Regions from separate parts of the Mus musculus genome. Here region 1 is linked to region 2. The links are chromatin loops, found by intact Hi-C in ENCODE. Cell type or tissue: gastrocnemius. All regions are shown on one strand. Links, peaks and the distances in the headings refer to the core of each region. The heading gives the core; the rest is flanking DNA.

Region 1 (9,061 bases), core at 630-8,629, 210 kb before region 2:
TAAAAAAAACCATTTATTTATTTATTTATTTTATGCATATGAGTACACCACCATTGCTCTCTTTTGACACACCAGAAGAGGGCACCAGACTCCATTACAGATGGTTGTGAGTCACCATGTGGTTGCTGGCAATTGAACTCGGGACCTCTGGAAGAGCAGTCGGTGCTCTTAACTGCTGAGCCATCTCTCCAGCCCCATATTGATATAATCTTGTGGGTTGAAAAAGCCTTTTTGTCTGTGTAGCCCTGGCTGTCCTGGAACTTGCTCTGTAGAGCAGGCTGGCCTCGAACTCACAGAGATTTACCTGCCTCTGCCTCTGCCTCTGGTTAAGTTTTGATGATTCCTTGATGTTTAAAACAACTTCCCTCTCTTCCTCCACATGGTATCAAGCCTTCACCCAAATCGGCAGGGAGCTTGCTTCTGGGCCTAGCACTGGCTGGCCAGTGCTTCTGACTCTAGGTCGCAATGTCCCCATTTGCTCTCTGGGACACAGCTGGCTCTTTAGAAATGGCTCTCACAGACCAGATGCCTGACAACCCCTTTTTCTACTGCCCTTTCCAATGTGACCTTGATCTTGGCCTTGTGTCAGGTAGGAGAAAGGCAACAGAGAGGTCCAGACAGGAGGTGGCTCCTCAGAGCCATGTCACTGGGAGGTACACACAGGTGTGCACAGCTTACATGTTCCTTGGAAGGCAGACATCACTGAACTGAGGCTGGCTCCTGGATGTGATGGGCAGAACTTGAAGCATAGAATGTCAAGGGTGGAGAGAAGCAATGAGAATGATCTTTCTGTGGCAGTAGCTAAGACTCAGAAAGGCAAGGCAGTTGTCAGAGGGCCTGAGGGAGAGTGTGCCACACCAGGCCCAGAGCCTGGGGTTCTTGAAGCTCTGAAAAAGACCTTGCTGGTATCTTGTCATGTGACAGTGGCAGAGGAATTGGGTAGGGACTATAGGGTAATAGTCAGGTGCACATAGGGCCCAGGGTGTCCCATTCCACAGCCCTCTGTGTTTCACATGCTGTATCGATAAAGCTATGTCTCGGGCTTTGTGTTACAGAATACAACAGGCAGAGCGACGCAGGCATCAGGGGTGGCTCTGTGTCTGGGCACAACTTCCTCACAGCTGTTCCTCAGCTCTGTAGTAGGACTGGCTCCAGAGAGAAGCAGGCCGCAGAGGGAATGTGTAGGAGTGTGTGTGTGTGTGTGTGTGTGTGTGTGTGTGTGTGTGTGTGTGTGTGTGTCTAAGGCTGGGGGAGGAAAAGAAAGACAGGAAATGAGGATCAACACACAGCTTGGAATGTTGGGAAATAGCAGTGTTTTAAGGAGGTATCTGGCAGGCTTCTTAAGGTAGAACGGGATCACCAGGGTCCTTTACAACTGAAGTCCCCACTGGCTAAAAAGGACCAAGCTAGAGGGACAGTAGCTGACTAGAAGTAGCCCAAATTGACACTATTCGTTATCTTAAAACAAACACACAGACAGACAGACAGACAGACAGACAGACAGACAACCCTAAAATATAAAAGGCAGCTGTGGTGATCACTCCTAGGCAAACACACGCAGACCACCAGCTGGCTGCAAGATCTATCTGCAGGCCTTTCCACATGAGGCTTGGGGGCTGATGGAACTGCAGTTGGTTCCAGCTTTCACTGCTTAGAGAACACAGAAGACCAGGGGGTAGCTGCTTTGGATAACACATGTGTAAGTACACAGTCCCGTGCCACATGACAGGTTAGAAAGGGACATGTCAGTCCTCCAGACTGACAGGCACCAGGGTGAGGGTGATGGGGGCATCAGTTCACACTAAGGCTCAGTTACCTGCGCCCTCCCTTGCAGCACAGACTAACTTTAAGACCATCTGACTCTGCTGTGCTTTTAGCCACTGCTGCATGAGAACTCACACTGATGGATCACAGGGTGTTATGGCGCTGGCCTGTGGAAAGGGACCACGGTGAATCTGAGGCAGCTGTCCCCGTAGCTCACACAGGGGACTGTTTCTGTTAGCTGGGTTGCAAGCAGAGGAGAGAGGAGCTGAGCAGATTCTCTACGGCTGGATTGCTCCAAAGGAACTTTCTGACCACAAATCCACTCTAAGGCAGGTCCAGGGTTGGTAACGGCAGAATGAGACCCACAGACTTTCACTTGCAACACTACTCTAGACACACGCCCAAATGGATCTCTCGGCTGAGAAGAGTGACAAGGCTCCGGGAAAGACACAGAGAAGAAGAGACCTCACTTGGAGCCCAGCCTTGAGTCCAGCCCTGTAGATACAATGGCCCTACACCCACCAGGAACACGGATACCAGAGGTCTGTGTCCGGAGCCTTGACTGCAGGAAAGAAAACTCAGATGTGCTGAACTCTTGGCTGTGCATGGGAAGGGGATCACAGACTGCCTCTGAGCTGAGCCAGCTCCTAGGCCCTACTGGCTGGGGCTCAGCCTCTGCCTTCAGGTCCTAGGAGACAGTCAGTGAGCCAGCCGAGCAGAGCTGGCACGCAGTTGTCTTTGGAATCTACCTGCCCATCAGCTAGCTGCCTTGCATTGAACTCTTGCTCAGGAACCAGGCACCTACCTGATGTACCACCAGCCTTCCAGGTTCTTTCGAATCACCTCCACGGTGACACCCTTCTCGAAGCCGATCTCGTCTTTGCTCTGGCTGGTGTAGGGCTGCACAGTGACATACTTCTCTTCTGTGAGTTGGGGGCGCGAGTGAGAAAGCACAGTTAATCTGAGGCTGTGGGGTAGATCCTTGTCTCCCGTTCCCCTCTGCCCCGGCTGAGCCTCGCTCAGCCTCGTACTAACTCGCCCTGGGCCAGCATTGGCTTCTCCGGAGAAGAGGAAACAGGACTCAGACAGCAGAAGAGGAGTCACTGGGTTAGGGGTTGCTGCTGTTCCCAGGATAAGCCAAAGCTAGGCAGAGTTCTGGGGTGCCAGCAAAGCCTCAGGCAGCGTGAAAGCAGATCCCCCAGACAGGGTGTTGGGGTACCAGTGTTTGGAGGAATCTGCTTCTCGTAGGCTCTAAGTCAAGACATCGAGACCAATGCTAGGTGTATCCTGGATGCCTTGGGAACCCTAGCAGGTCCCTCCTCAGAACACGTCATGTTCCATCTACACTCCACACTCTGGATTCCAGCCCTGCAAACCTCTTAAATTCTCTGTCTGCCTTCCAGATGAAGGCTTCCAGGGATACCTTCACTGAGCAGCTCAGCTCCCTTAACAGCAGACCATGGCATTTACCCTAGAGCGTTCCATGGAGCAAGTTCTACAGGAGTGGTTGTGGGGTTTGTTACGGTGTGTGCGATTGTCAAGGGCCCCACCACAAGCCCCTCCCGCAGAGCCACGTGTTCTATTCCCCCTGTGTGTCTTCAGGTCACCTCTAAGTTTCCCCATAGCACTGGAGTCTTCTTGGAAAGAACTTGGTGGGCAGGCTGAGCAGGAGGCATCCCTAAAGGCCTTTGTTCAGGCTTCCAGTTCTGCTGAGGTCCACTCCTGTCCACATGAAGCCCTATGGTAGACCTGCAACTGACTAGGTGAGGCCACCCATCTCTTATAAGACCGTCCATTGGATGGCCTGGGGCCCAAGGAAGAGCATGGTGCACCCTCCCCCATTGGAAGACGTGGTTAACTGGAGGTGCTCTTGGGAGGACTGTATTGGCTGCTTCCAGGAGGTCACAATGGTACCCAGCACACAACAGTAGGGACGGTTACAGTTGAACCCTGGACTCTCTCCATGAGGAAAGCAGGGATAAGCAGGGACTGAGGGAGGAGCTTGCTTGGGAGCTCAAAATAGCAGGAGTCTGGCCTCAAAGCCGCCTCCTGCTCCTGGCTCCCAGCTGGACCTTGTTGGACAGCCTGCCTCAACCTCTGGGTCGCTGTGGGGGTTTAGGAGAGAGCTACTGTATCAAAACCCTGCTCATTTTCCCGTGCATCATTGGGGTGCTGTCTGTAGCCCTCTCCTGGGGATTAGCATCTCCCTCTGATAAAGGCCACTGTCCTGCCAGGTTGTAGGGTGGACCCAATGGACCACAGGCCATGCTTGAAAAACTGCCCCAAAGCAAAAGGTGGGTGAGGGCACGGGAGGCTGCACAGCTCTCAGACTCTCTTACCACAGGCCTTTCTCAGCAGCAGCTAAGGAGAGCTCTGCTTGGAGCCTGCAGATTCCATCCCGGCCCTGCCCAGGAGTGCTGCCAACACTGCCTGAGAACCTACCCCGCCAGATTCTGACTAGGGCCCTGGAGAAGTTCCATAGGCTCCAGGCCAACGCTCTACTCTCCTGCCTGCTCCATTTTCCAGTGGGGCACGGTAAACCCTGGCCTAGGCAGTGGCTATCGGGACAGTGCCAGGTCTGGGAATCCAGGGCCCGAGGTCCAGGCGAGGCGAGGCGAGGCCTGGGCTCCACATTTTGCCTTTGTTCGGCCAGGCTATTTTTAAAAGCCTGTGGTTCGAGCAGGAAGCGATCAGGAAAGTTTTCCTAGGCAAGGTTGCTTTTGAAGAGAAAAATGACAGCCCTTCTTAGGGGAAGATTAGAGGAGCCCTGCCCTGTTCCATGGCTGAGAACAGGACCCTGACCATGTGTTCAGCCTTGTGGATGCCAAGCCTGGCCACAGCAGCCTTTTAAGTGTGTGTGGTGACAGAGTCCATGGCCAGCCACTTGGGGCAGGGTACACAACCATGGACATTGGTTCTGGCGAGTGAAGCTGGTTGCAAAAGACCCCATACTTGAGGCACTGGGAATATCATGGCCTCCCAGTTAAAATGCTAATCAGCAGAGAGGCGATCACTGTGGGATTCCAGAGGAAAGCTCAGTCCTGCTTCCTAACAGGGCAAGACAGACCATCTCTCCTTAAATGTCTCTTTGGACTGATGGTTTTCAGCTCTGGCTGGGGAGACAGAGATGTCTACCTCAGGTTGACACAGGTGACTTGGGTCTTGGGCCACTCATCTTATAAGTGAGCTGTCCTCCTTACAGAGACCAGTCCCTACTTCTGGTCCTGGCCATAGACTCTATGGTCAAGGGGAATTGTCTAGAGAAGAGAACGTTCAGACACGTGTAAAATGGTCTCTATAGGTAGCTAGTCTGCAGTTGGGTTGGGTCTCTGGAAGAGACACCCCTTTAAGAGACAAGGCCGCGGGAAGAGTGAGGTGGCTAAGGTCTGGTCAGGGCTCCTGTGTTCTGTGATCATACTATGCACAGATGATGGCAGGCTTACCCTGCTGAGTGAAGGCTGGCCAGGAGGCCGGCAGGCGGGGATGTGGGGGAGGTGGACAGCCTGTCCCAGTTGGGGAGGCAGGGGCTGGAAGCCCTGCAGTTTCCAAACCGCAGAAGCCTCCTCTTTCCAAACACTTTCCCCTCTGTCAGCAGTCTCTCTGTTCCCCTTCCGGCCTCTCCAACCCCTCCAACCCCTCCACAGAGAGGCCTCCGGTTCCAGAGGCCTGGCCAGCTGAGGGACAGGGATCGGAGGTCCCGGAAGCTCTGACTTTTCTTTTACTCATGGCCCCTGTTGGGTTTCCAGCTGCTGCTCGCTGTGGGGGCGCATGCCAGCCAGCTCTCCATGAGCTCTCTTTAGCTGCCTGATATAACTGAATACAGTTCATAGGGCTGGGGCCGGGAAGTGTGTGATAATGAAGTGAGGCTGTGGCTTGTCTTTGTTCAAGTACAGGTGACTGCAGACTTAGAATTACGTAGGGGTCTGCATGTACTATTTTGTCTGATTCTACCACGCCTTCATAGTATGGAAGGTCATGTACGCGTGTCAATTGTGGGAATTGCGGCTATATGCTGATGTGTCGGGGAGAGTTTAGTTGTACGAGAAATCCATCCGTGACTATAGCACTCAGCTGCGTGTAGCAGAGCTTGTTAGATGGCACTTCTGGAATCACTGTCTCTGAGTGGCGCACGGCTAGGGTGGTGGTTGGATATGGCTATGATGCAGTGCTAGCCACACCTGTAGCCGTCAGGCCTTGTGTGGGCCTGTCTCTGGTCTCTGTGTGCATCTGTGTGGTCATGCAGGCAAGAGCATGCCTGGGACTCAGTGAGTGATTGGATGCAGAACAGGCCGAACCTTTGTCCTCCTTATGGGATTTATTTGTCTTTGCCACTAGAGTTGGGGGGCCGGGTTCAACCCTACCCTCTTGGCAGAGTGGTCCCCTATGCCTCACTTTCGGGTGGCCTTTGTTGGCAGTGTGGCCTGATGCTGCTTCTCCAACTCAGGCCCCCTGCATCAGCCCCCAGGGTCCACACTAAGCCCTGCCTCTGGACAAGCTAGGTTCTTTATGGCCAACACTGAGTCAGCCATTGGCTGGGGCCACCCTGGAGTGCAGACGTTCTATAGCCCGATTCTTAGGGGAGGCACTGAAATACACTGTCATTTGGGAACGAGCTTTGGGTGGTGAGTCATGGGGAGCCCTGTTCTCCACAGAGGCCTGCGTGCACTATACACCCGTCCCGGCTTCTAGCTGTACTGTCACCACAAGGAACACACAATATGCTCTACTCCCTGGGGGGTTGAGGGGGTGGGGCAGAAGAGACTGACCACCCAGCATGAAGGTCTGTACATGTTTAGGGGTGCATCCAGAGGCTATCCCTCCTGTCCCTCCCCTCCCTCCTTCCACAAGTTCCTGGATGTTGAGAAGGATCTGAGCCAAACAGTCCTGACTCAGCAAATGTCAGCTTCCCAGTCAGCCCAGGGCCTCCCTGGAGCCCTTGACTGAGCTCCTCCTGAGAGCCTATGGGCCAGCACCCCTGCTGAGGGACGGGTTGGTTGGAAAATGCTCTGGAGCCATGATAGGTTTGGCTCCTGTGCTCTTCTAGGTTTCAGTGGAGCTGCTGAAGGGGGGCTGGAGGCTGGTACCACAGCTGACGAGAGAGTTGGGGCTGAGGGACTCTTTCATAGTGGAAGGGATAATAAAGGACAGAAGATGGGACCCTGGCAGGAGCAGGAAGCTTTGATCTCTCTAACATGCAGGACCCAGGGCAGGGTGGCTTTCCTTTGAGGTCCAGGACTTTCCTCATGCCTCTCTTCCCTTCCAAGGAACATATAAACTCATCGCAAGTCACGTATCCCCAGTGCCCAGGGCACCAGCAAGCCAGAGCCACCCCTAGTGCCACATCAATTCCCAAGCAAGGCTCTGTCCCCAATCTGCGCTGCAGTGAATGAGAAACAAATCTTGCCAGATCTGGGTGAGTCAGGAGACCACAGGCAGAGAGCAGAGCAGGCAAAGGAGAGGGTGTTAGTGAGAGACAGGCAGCTGCGGGAGGAGAGGCAGGCGCCCGTGGTCACCTCGGCTGTGCTGCCTGTTGACCATCCCGCCCAGGGTCCACCGGCGATCCAGGCGCCGCAGGTGTGCCTTGCGTCTCTTGGACACTGCCGTGAGAGATGGTGATGGTGCCCACGGCCCACACGAACCAAACCGGTGGAGAGAATGGAGATGAGGATGAGAGGGGATGGGGAAGGGGAGGAGAGAGGGGCTGTGTGTATGAGCTGCTGGGCTACTGTTAACTGGACTGAACCGGATCTAGAAGCGGACTAAAGGACCTTGGGTCCTCCCCCTTAGAGATTGGAAGACTCTTAATTGCAGCTCCAAGAGGTCCCCCTGGGTTCTGGACAGTTTGCTATCTACTCACCAGGCACGACTGTTAACTTGCTGCCATGGCCAGGTGCCATGTAAAGAAAGGAAGGGTGCCCAGGGAGAAACAGGAGGGCCCTTCCTTGCTGGGTCAGCGCTCTCCCCACTGGGTTAATTTATATATTTGTCTGCCAGGGAAGGTTTGCTGAATGAGATGCACACAGGCAGATGCTACAGGCAAGACTGCCCCACTATGTTATCCTTTTATGTGCATCTGATGATAAAGACCACAACCATCCAGCTTCTCACTGTTCAAGTCTGCTTGGCCTCCCCGTGACTCCCCCCCGCCCTGCCCCCTGCAGATGAGCCCTGAGCCCTGGCTCTCCATGCTCTGCCTTCCTATGTGACTCCCAAAGGAATGGACACTAGAAATAGACCAGGGCCCCAGAGGACCAGCTTGCCTCACTTTCTAGCACCAAAGAAAGATGCCGGACGGCCTAGTTCTGGGGAGGGTGGCTGGCTGGTAGAGCGGGTAAAAGAAACACTGTCCACACATCCGTGGGCCAAAATCCAATAAAACCTCTGGAAATATCTGCTTGCCCTGTGAGGAGAGCAGCCATGCATCCTGCTTTTCCTTTCCTCTTCTTTATTACAAGTTTTATTTCATTTTTTATTTTATGTGGGTGCGTATGTATGTATGTATGTATGTATATACGATGCATGCATGCATGTCCACTGATGGCAGTGGAGGACATCAGATCCCCTGGAACTGGGGTTTGAGATGGTTGTGAGCTGCCATGTCCTCTGCAAGAACAGGCGGTGTTCTCAACCACAGAGGCATCTCTCTGGCCCTGCAACCTGCTTCTTGGCAACAGGCTAGGAGTGTGGGCTGCATCCCCGACACACTCTCAGCTCCTCTGCCACTGCCCTAGGAAGGCTCCGCAGATCTAAAATGTGGCCAGTGTGCCGGCACCCAGGTCCTACCGGAAGCGTGCAGAGCGGCCGCACGCTTGGTGCACACATATACTCATGCACACAGCTCTGAACACAGATGTTGCCTTGGCTGTCCCCTAATTCTTAATTCATCAGGGTCTTCCGCAACCTGTCTGTAGCTTCAGCTGTCTTGACACAACTCAGAGTCATGTGAGGGATTAGGGATTAGTCAATTAGGGATTGCTTCTGTAGCCATCATGGGGGTCTCTGTCTCTGTCTCTCTATCTGTGTCTCTCTCTCTCCCCCTCTTTCCCCTCCCTCCCTCCCCTCTCACCCCTCTCTCTGTTATTTAAGACAAGGTTTCACTGTGTAGCCCTGGCTGTCCTGGAACTCACTCTGTAGACCAGGCTAACCTTGAATTCACAGAGATAGGTCTGCCTCTACCTCCCAAATACTCATATTAAAGGCATGTGCTACCTACCACGGCCCAGCTATGAGGCATTTTCTTGACTGTTAGTTGATGTAATGTAGAAGGGGCTAGCCTACTGTGGCCAGTATCATCCCT
Region 2 (9,061 bases), core at 363-8,362:
ATAGCTTCAACCATGCATAGGAGTATCTCTATGGCAACCGTCACCATAGCACCAGATCCAAGGCTCAGGTGCTAAGGGAGATTGAGCAGAGGGATGATGCAGTGTGGTGTCCTCTTCCTCATCCCTGGTCTAGAAATCCCAAACCCTTGCCTTGCACCTTGCACCTTGCTGGAGGCAGCCTGCAGGTGGTGACCGGGTCAAAGGGACCTGGTTGCTAGGAACTGCCACATTCCCACACACCTGGTTGCTAGGAACTGCCACATTCCCACACGCCAGCTTGCTTTCAGAAGATGGGCCAGCCTGGTTGGATCAGCTTGGTTTCTCCGTCCAGCTCACATTCCCCAGAGAGTCCCCGTAGCTCAGCACAAACCAGGGACTCACCTTCAAGGGCAAGTGACCTTTAGCTCCTCAGTACTTCACTGTTCCAGATCCAAGCGGGGCAGGGGGAAAACACACATAAAATAATCCCATTCCAGGGAGACCGCCCACCCAGGCATGCACTTTCCCGACGTAAATGTCCACACAAGTCCTTTGATGCTTTCGTTAGAATTAGATCCTGATTTAGTAGGTGTTATGGGCCAAACTATATTTTGACAAAATTCAGAAGTTGAAAATCTAGCTGCCGGGTACCTCAGAATGCGACTAGTTTGGAAGTACAATTGTTTTGTTGTGGTTGTTGTTGGAGGTGCAGAAGGTCTTATGTGCCCTGGCCAGCTTCAAACTCATCATGTATCTGAAGGAGCCTCTGAACCCCCATCCCCCACCATCTCTAGAGTGCTAGGGCGGGCATGTGCCACCGTGCCCAGGAATCAAAGCCAGTGCTTCTTTCATGTAGGCAAGCACTCTACTGGCTGAGATACACTTCCAGCCTGAAGCACGGTTTTTAAAAGCATCAGTTAAGGCTATCTGGGGATCATAAGCACGTGGCTCTAATCCAATATTATTTATATCCTTTTAAGAGGCTTGGAAGCTTGGTACAGTAGCGAATACCTATAGAACAACATGAGTATCTGCAAGACATGCCTTTTCAAAAAAAACTCTATAAAGAGAGGCTGGAGAGATGGCTTTGCGGTTAAGAGCACTGGCTGTTCTTCCAAGAGACCAGGGTTCAATTCCCAGCACCCACGTGGCAGCTCACACCTGTTGGTAGCTCTAGTTCCAGGGGATCTGGCACCCTCATACTGACACCCTCATGCAGGCAAAACACCACATAAAAAGAAACAAATTTAAAAAAAAAAAAGGGAAGGGAAGGGAAGGGAAGGGAAGGGAAGGGAAGGGAAGGGAAGGGAAGGGAAGGGAAGGGAAGGGAAGGGAAGGGAAGGGAAGGGAAGGGAAAGAAAGGAAAGGAAAGGAAAGGAAAGGAAAGGAAAGGAAAGGAAAGGAAAGGAAAGGAAAGGAAAGGAAAATCAGGACAGCGAGGGTGAGGTAGCTTAGTGGGTAAGGGCGCTTGCTGCCAAGCCTGATGCCCTGGGTTTGATGCACAAGACCCACACTGAGCCGGGCATGGTGGCGCACGCCTTTAATCCCAGCACTTGGGAGGCAGAGGCAGGCAGATTTCTGAGTTCGAGGCCAGCCTGGTCTACAAAGTGAGTTCCAGGACAGCCAGGGCTACACAGAGAAACCCTGTCTCCAAAAACCAAACCAAACAAACAAACAAACAAGACCCACACTGTGGAAGGAGAGACCTGAGCTGCCTTCTGATCTCCACTTGTTTATGGTGATGTGTAGAGGGGGCTCTTAATAAATACATAAATGTTTCTTTAAAAGAAGGAAGGGGAGAGAGGGAGGGAAAGGGAGATGGAGAGAGAGAGAGAGAGAGAGAGAGAGAGAGAACCTTGTGTCACGTGGAAAGGGCCAGGGAGAGGATGGCTATTTATAGCTCAGTGCAGAGTTCTCAAAGGAAAAGCCTTAGCCTGGGACTTTCCGCCTCTGCAACTGTGAGATTCCCACCGTCAGAGACTCCAAGGCTTAGTGAGGCTGCCATAGTGAGCAAACCACAGCTCAGATCTGGGAGGAACGGAGTCTGCGTCCCTAACCAGCTGGACGCTGCAGATGCTTCTGGTCTAAGCACCTCCTGCTGAAAGTCAGACACCTGGCAAAGGAGCCTCCCTGTCACTGTGTGGCATGGCCAGCAGCTCTGAAAGTCACCCAGCTAGGGCAGGAAGAGGACGTTTTCTCTTAGACTCCGCCTTTGCCCATTCATCTTTTCCATCTTTTCATAGCTGTAACTTTCTAAGGACTGAAATACGGTAGCATCTTTCAGCTTATAGCTGAAGAGAGCAGGCTGTCCAACCTTAGGGAGACATCAGAGTTAGAGAGAGATTGGCCTTTCAGGCAATGGGCAGAGCCCCCATGTCCCTGTGCTAGAATGTAAGCTTCATGTGACCAGGGGGTTCCTAAAACTTCAAGATAAATAAAAAATTTGGATTTCTTTTACATTAAATATTCAGATTTTTAAAACCTTCAAAATGTTGGCAACTTATCTGCTCATTTTTGAAAAGTTGTGAGACAAATGGAACTCTTGAAGGAGCTAGTCATGTATTTTATTTTGGAAATATATATTTGTAAGTATATACATATTTATATATATGCAAAAACTCTATCAGTCTGTACAATTAACTTCTTTCAAGTGATGCCACAATTCGAAAGTCATTTGTACACTCATGAGAACATGAGTTCTGAGGCACGGAGGGACATTGGAAAGTCATTTGCCCACTCATGAAGCACAGAGGGACAGGTGGATCTCACCGTTTCTAGTACCACGGTTTCTTAAAGAGGTAGGGAGGGAATGGGGCACAATGGCACAAAGACCCCCAGCAGGCTGAGACAGGAGAGCTGTGAGTTTGAAGCCACCTGCCTACATAATGAGATCTTGCCTCAAAAAATGGGCTGGGTAGGTGACTTGGAGGGTAAAGGAAGGATCATGTGGGCAAGAGCCACTCGAGCCTGGTGACCTGGAACCTGCACAGCAACGCTGGCTGTTGTGGCACACGTTGGTAATCTCATCACTCCTACAGCAAGGAAGCAGGCAGAAACCAGAGAACTGTCTGGAAGCTTGCAAGCCAGCTAGCTTCTCGACCTCCTTACATGTGTTATGGTACATGTGCATGCCCACAAAAAAAAAATATATATATATATATATATGAGATATATACGATATATACATATATATGTGGTATATATATATGATATATACATATATATGTGGTATGTATATCGTATATATTATACATATAAGATATATATAATATATAATAACAAATTACAAGGCATGGTGAGCGGAGCACTTGGGAGGTGTTGGCAGCTGATCCACTTTCATGGTATTTAGGTGTCTCCTTTATGAGCTTCTGTATGTTTGGAAATGCGTTACAATTAAACATTGCAATGTTAAAAGAAGCAATACCTGGGAAGGCATGAGCCCAACCCCACCGAGGCCACTGGGCCAAGCTCTTGGCTTCCTCCCAATGGTGACGCTGCTTAGGGAGGCTCACTGCTGCCACGTCCCAGTTCTCCTCCATCTTCAGTAAACACCTGTTCCCTCTGTGGCATGGGTGTGTCCTGAGGTCAGCCCAGCATCCCATGGGGCATTCGTCACCGCAAGCGGCACTCTTTGTGAAACTCAGCTACAGCCGAGAAAAGTTTACATGCTGTCCCTGATTTAAAGATGCCATGTTGGGCCTATGGTTTAGGGTGACTGGAGAATGCCTTCACTCTCTGACCGTGAAAGCAATCCATTCTTGTAGTTAAAACTCAGTAGAAGCCTGGGATGCAGGCCTTTAGGCAAACTGGTCTCTAAGACTCAGTTTTCTGGTCTGGCAGATAGGAGTGATCATAGCATTGGCCTGTTTGGATTTAAGTTTGCTGTGTGACTGGTTCCTATTAAGTTGATTTTACTCAGGATATCTTGTTTTATATCACGGATTAAGTCCGAGGCAACAGGGTGCTACATTGATACCTGCAAACCTTAGGAAGAAAGTGCTGACACATTCTAAATCAGCTTCCAACCTGCAGGAAACCCCCCACCTCTGGCTTTGGAACGACTTGCAAATGCTGGATCAAACCTAGGAAGAAGAAGACAGGCAGCAGTTGCAGCGGGTTCCTGTCCTGTCCTGTCTCCCTCCAGCCCCAGGGCCTGGGCCCCTGCCTGCCCCTTACCTGGCAGCCTGTTTGTTGACAAGAGTTGCAAGGCGGGGTGAGATATCCAGGTATCCATCTGGGAGCAGCGCCCACTGGTGGCTGGTGGTTTCAAAACCCCAAAGGGTTTTGACTAATAAAGCTGTAAAGGTTGAACACAGATCCCAGAAAATACACTCCCTAAGGGCATGGGATTTCAATTACTTTTCAGTTGATCTTTCTCTTTCTCTTTCTCTCTCTCTCTCTCTTTCTCTCTCTCTCTCTCTCTGTGCATATATCGATATATATAAACATATATAGATATAAATATACATATATATGGCTGGCCTTGAACTCATTATGCAATCAAAGATGATCCTACTGTTCCCACCTCCTGTTGGTCATGACTATAGGTCTGATGCACTCTGGCTAATTCACATGTCAGGGACCAGATCGGGCACTGAGCAGGCTAGACAAGTGCTCTATCGACCAAGCTACAACCTCAGTCATGCTTTGTTTTTTTAAACTAACACTTCTTAAATTCTTTCTACTCACAACCCCTTTTAACTGAGAAAATCTTATACAAAAGAAATGTTTACTGATAATAAATCAAAAAGAGATTTATTTTAAACCTGATGTGGTGGCATGCACCTGGAAACCTAGCACTTGGAAAGTAGAGATGGGAAGATCAGGAGTTCCAGGCTAGCTTCAGCTATATGGTGAGTTTGAACTCTCATGGGCTACATAAAGCACTATTTCAAAAAAGGAAGAAAAAAAAGATTTATTTTAAAACAAGTTTTGATATTCACACAATTTTACCAGTTATTAGAGATAAAAAAATGTCCATACAAATCAAATAATATTTTTACATATTAAAATAAGTCTTGGTTGACTATTTGATATGGCAGGATCTTGAACACCTCCAGCATTTTTCAGAGTTGACAGATATGCTTTGATTTTACGATTATCAATGCTGTGGGCTTGCATGGATTCAGTTCCCAGCACCCACACAGTCACTCACAATTATAACTCCAGTTCCGGGAGCTCTGGTGCCCTCTTCTGGCCGCCTCAGGCTCCTGCACACACAGGTGCACATACAGAAATTCAGACACCCACACACTCACTCATAAAGGGACTGATGGCAAGAAGGCTGTTTTACATAAAGACACAGCACAAAATGGCAGAGATATATTTACAGCCATTTCAGAAACTGTTGGAAATTCTGTCATAGAATTTCCCAAACCAAAATACTTAATGACTTTTTAAATAAGACCCAAGTCAGCCAGTGAAACAGCAATTATTATAATCATTAATTAATTATTATAATCAAACATTCTTGGACTGTTGAGGTGGCTCAGTGAGCGAAGATCAGTGTCACCAAGCCTGATGACCCGAGTTTGAACCCCAGAATCAATTCCTACAAGTTGCCCTCTGACCTACACACACACACACACACACACACACACACACACACACACACACATACACACACACATACACACATGGAGAGAAAGAAACAAATGTAAAACAAACAATCAAGCATTCTGACACAATATTATCAAAATTTCACCTATCTGATACTTACCCAAGGAGGAGAGGTGGAAGGAAAACATGGAGTTTTTGTTTTTCTGTAACTAAGCCATTATGCTTTTGTAAGATCAGAAGCCTTTGTACAGAAAAAGCAGTCAAATTCACAAGAAGTGTCAAGTCTGAGCTAAGGTGCTTCCGTGTTCATCAGTGTCTGTGCCAATGAGCGACGTGAACCCAGAATCAAGACTGTACTGAGGTCCTATGATACCACACAACCAATCGGTCACGGCCAAAAACGCCTCAAATTCATCACATTTGATTTTTAAAAGTTTCATTTTGAATTATTCTTTGCTCAGAATGTGTTTACTATTGCCGTGTGTGTGTAGTGTGTGTGTGTGTGTTGTGTGTGTGTGTGTGTGTGTGTGTGTGTGTGTCTCTCAGTTTTCTTTTTTTTTTTTTTTTAAGATTTATTTATTTATTATTATATGTAAGTACACTGTAGCTGTCATCAGACACACCAGAAGAGGGAGTCAGATCTCAGATCTCGTTACGGATGGTTGTGAGCCACCATGTGGTTGCCGGGATTTGAACTCAGGACCTTCAGAAGAGCAGTCGGGTGCTCTTACCTGTTGAGCCATCTCACCAGCCCGTGTGTGTCTCTCTACATGCACTTTCAAGCAAACTGTAAACCAGTTTAAGAAGCCATTTTAGGTAGTTTTTGTCTTTTTTGGTTATGAGGCAAGTCTCACAGGTCCGGCTGTCCTGGAACTCTTGATTTAGATAGACCAGGTTGGCCTTGAACTCACAGAAATCTGCCTGCCTCTGGAGCTGGGATTAAAGAAGCTATACCTCTTCTAGGTTCTGTTGGTTGGAAGCCACTCAATCTAGGCTCTGAGAATCAAACTGAGGTCCTGTGGAAGGAAAAGCAGTGTGGACGAGAACTCCTGGCAAGAACTTGAGATGGGAAGAGGCTGGGGTGTTGCTGGTCCAATGCCTAGTTACAGTCCGTTTGGGCTCTCTTTAGCCCCTAAATGGTCCTTCTCTGTCCACCTACCTCTGTGTTGGACCTAACAGCCCATGACTAAGCCCATAACTGACAAAGTCAGGTCCAAGACCTTGTGACTAACCGATAAAAACCTTTTGGGATGTATTAGCAAACCCTAGTTCCACCAATCAAAGGACTCAGAATGTTCTCAGCTAGAGCCTCAGGCCTAGAGTGCTCCCTGTATTGCTATAACCTAACTGCCTAATGTATCCACCTATGTATTTAAAAGCATCTTGATTTAGGACTTTGTTTTGTTACCATAAACACTTCATGAAACTCCTTCCACATTGGAACACAATTTGAGGTCACCTAAATCTGTATTCCCGGGCCATGGTCACTCAGATTTGGCTCCAAAATTAACTATTTCTGGTATCCTTTGAGATAATAGTTGTGTTTCTTGTGTTGGCAGCAGGAAGTGCTCTTAACGGTGGAGCCGTCTCTCCAGTCCATTTCTACATGGAACTCCTTATTTTCGAATGTCCTCTTCCGGCATTTCTTCTGTCACCAGTTCAGACTCCAAAGCAATCCGGAGCCCCACCCCTGACCCCACAAGTCTGACAATCCTGAAGTGTTTGCTGTGGTCTGCCTGGCATACCTTACTTATCATCTTCTGTCTGTCTCAGGTTCTGTTGTATTGCCTGATCTCTGTTTCGCTGCCTTGATACTAATTCCCCTGAACCACTGCAGTAGGCATGGGCTATCTGGTCTACCTGCCCTGTAAGTAAGTTCTACTGCCAAAGATACACACACACACACACACACACACACACACACACACACACACACACACACACACACTTTTTCTTATATACAGATGGTAACCAATGTTTAAATGTTGCTATAAAAAAATTTAAAGCCTGAGGTCAAAACCCTTTTGTACCTCAAAGTTATAAATCATGTGCCTTATGACTCATTTGATGGAAAATTCCAAGTCTGCCTGTGTTGGTGGCCCAACCCCTACTGGAGTGCTGAGACCAGCATTCCCAAGCCAGCTGTCTTTTCCAGGAGAGCAGGTCCCATTCCTTGCCCTTCACCAAGGGCAGGCAAGCCCAGACGCAAGCAGATGCAGCAGGCACAGGCAGAGCTTGCTGACAATACTGAAGTTTCTGGGCTGGGCTGGGCTGGGCTGGGCTGGGCTGGGCTGGGCTGGGCTGGGCTAGCAGCTGCCACTGCAGTATGTAAGTCATCATGCTCCTTCATGTTGAGAGAAGACTCACGCATGGCTCAGAGGTTTTTGGCATCTTCTGAGTTGGAATGCATTGCTCACTTACCAGCATCCACTTGCTCCTGCATAGCCAGGTGCAAGCAGGGTCATACCAGAGTTACAGGTCATTTTCCTTGCTCATTAGTATGTCAAAGGCATACCCTGTGGGACAGGGTAGATTATAAAAGGGTGGACCCTGCCAAGACACTGTACACACACACACACACACACACACACACACACAGAGTGTTTCTGTGTTCTACAACACTTATGTAGAGTATGGGACAGCTTAGGAATGAGCTCTTTCCTTCCACCATGTATGTTCTGGGGGTTGAAATGGAATCATTAGGCTTTGAGGCAACTGCTTATCCCCGCTGAGCCATCTTGTCAACCCCTCTCCCACCGTCTCTAAGGAGTGGTTTCCAATTGTGTTTCTGCAGTGATGCAGGACGGGCTTTTTTGTCCTTGGGAGAATAACCAACAATGTCTCCAGAACCAAACTGTGACATTATGCCGTTCCTTCCCACTCAAAACAGCATTCTGAAACACAGGCGTGTAGAATGACCTCATTCTGAGAGTTACCGGGAATTTCTTCTAACTGTGCCTTTATGAGATTTACTTTCAAAACTCAAGTGCTTGAGACTTGTCATTTCCTTTTTCTTTAATTTCAGTTGTCTCAGGCGAGCCTTTGTCCTCTAGGCTGGCGGGAGGTAGTGGGAGGGTGAATGAGACAGGTTCACCCTTCCCTGAGGATCCATGGGACTCTAGAATTAAACAGCTGGAGAACAGGACAGAGCTACCATCCTTCTGAGGCCAAAGCCTACGCTGATAGAGCAGGGTTCAAACTTCATGTCCCTTCAGGACAGGACATTTGTGGTCCCCTCCTTAGCAAATTTAGGCCTGGAATCTTAGCTGAAGCTATGACCCAGGCTGAGGTCCCGCCCTTCTCAGAGACATCACAGAGCCTCAGCACAGGAGTCCTCCTATCCCCATCCCTGCCATCTCAGCCTCTGCCATCCCCACCCCTGCAATCCCAGCCCTGTCATCCTGGCCTCTGCCACGGGACTGTCAGAGAAGACATTCCAGTCTGCATTGCCTCGGGGTCTACTTATCTGGAAACCCTCCCCAGGCTCCAGGCTTCCAGAAAACACTCCCCAGGCTGTATGCAC

What was found. A loop is a pair of places that touch in the nucleus more often than their neighbours do. Peaks named below come from ENCODE experiments on the same cell type or tissue, not always from the same donor. Only the 100,000 strongest peaks of a DNase experiment are listed, where the experiment ranks them.
Region 1: a loop joins it to region 2, with 2.0 times the contacts of the local background. A loop is called at or near these places in 4 of 42 quality-filtered maps.

The regions. Positions count from the first base shown.
Region 1 is chr19:47,275,744-47,284,804 of GRCm38, forward strand. It overlaps Sh3pxd2a (SH3 and PX domains 2A), which reads right to left. Exons shown (of 15, transcript NM_008018.4): 10 at 7,278-7,361; 11 at 2,570-2,687. Among named protein-coding and RNA genes, the nearest start is that of Gm29834, 6.4 kb to the right of the region's middle. In gastrocnemius, for the core only: no CTCF peak of the experiment used is centred there; DNase peaks (open chromatin) are centred at 3,856, 4,238, 4,587, 5,256 and 1 more place; H3K4me3 peaks cover 1,274 bases; H3K27ac peaks cover 6,811 bases.
Region 2 is chr19:47,484,251-47,493,311 of GRCm38, forward strand. It overlaps Gm41858 (a long non-coding RNA gene), which reads right to left and starts at 1,094. Exons shown (of 2, transcript XR_877899.1): 1 at 382-1,094. In gastrocnemius, for the core only: CTCF peaks have their summits at 4,239 (motif pointing left) and 5,175 (motif pointing left); a DNase peak (open chromatin) is centred at 4,222; H3K4me3 peaks cover 482 bases; H3K27ac peaks cover 2,729 bases.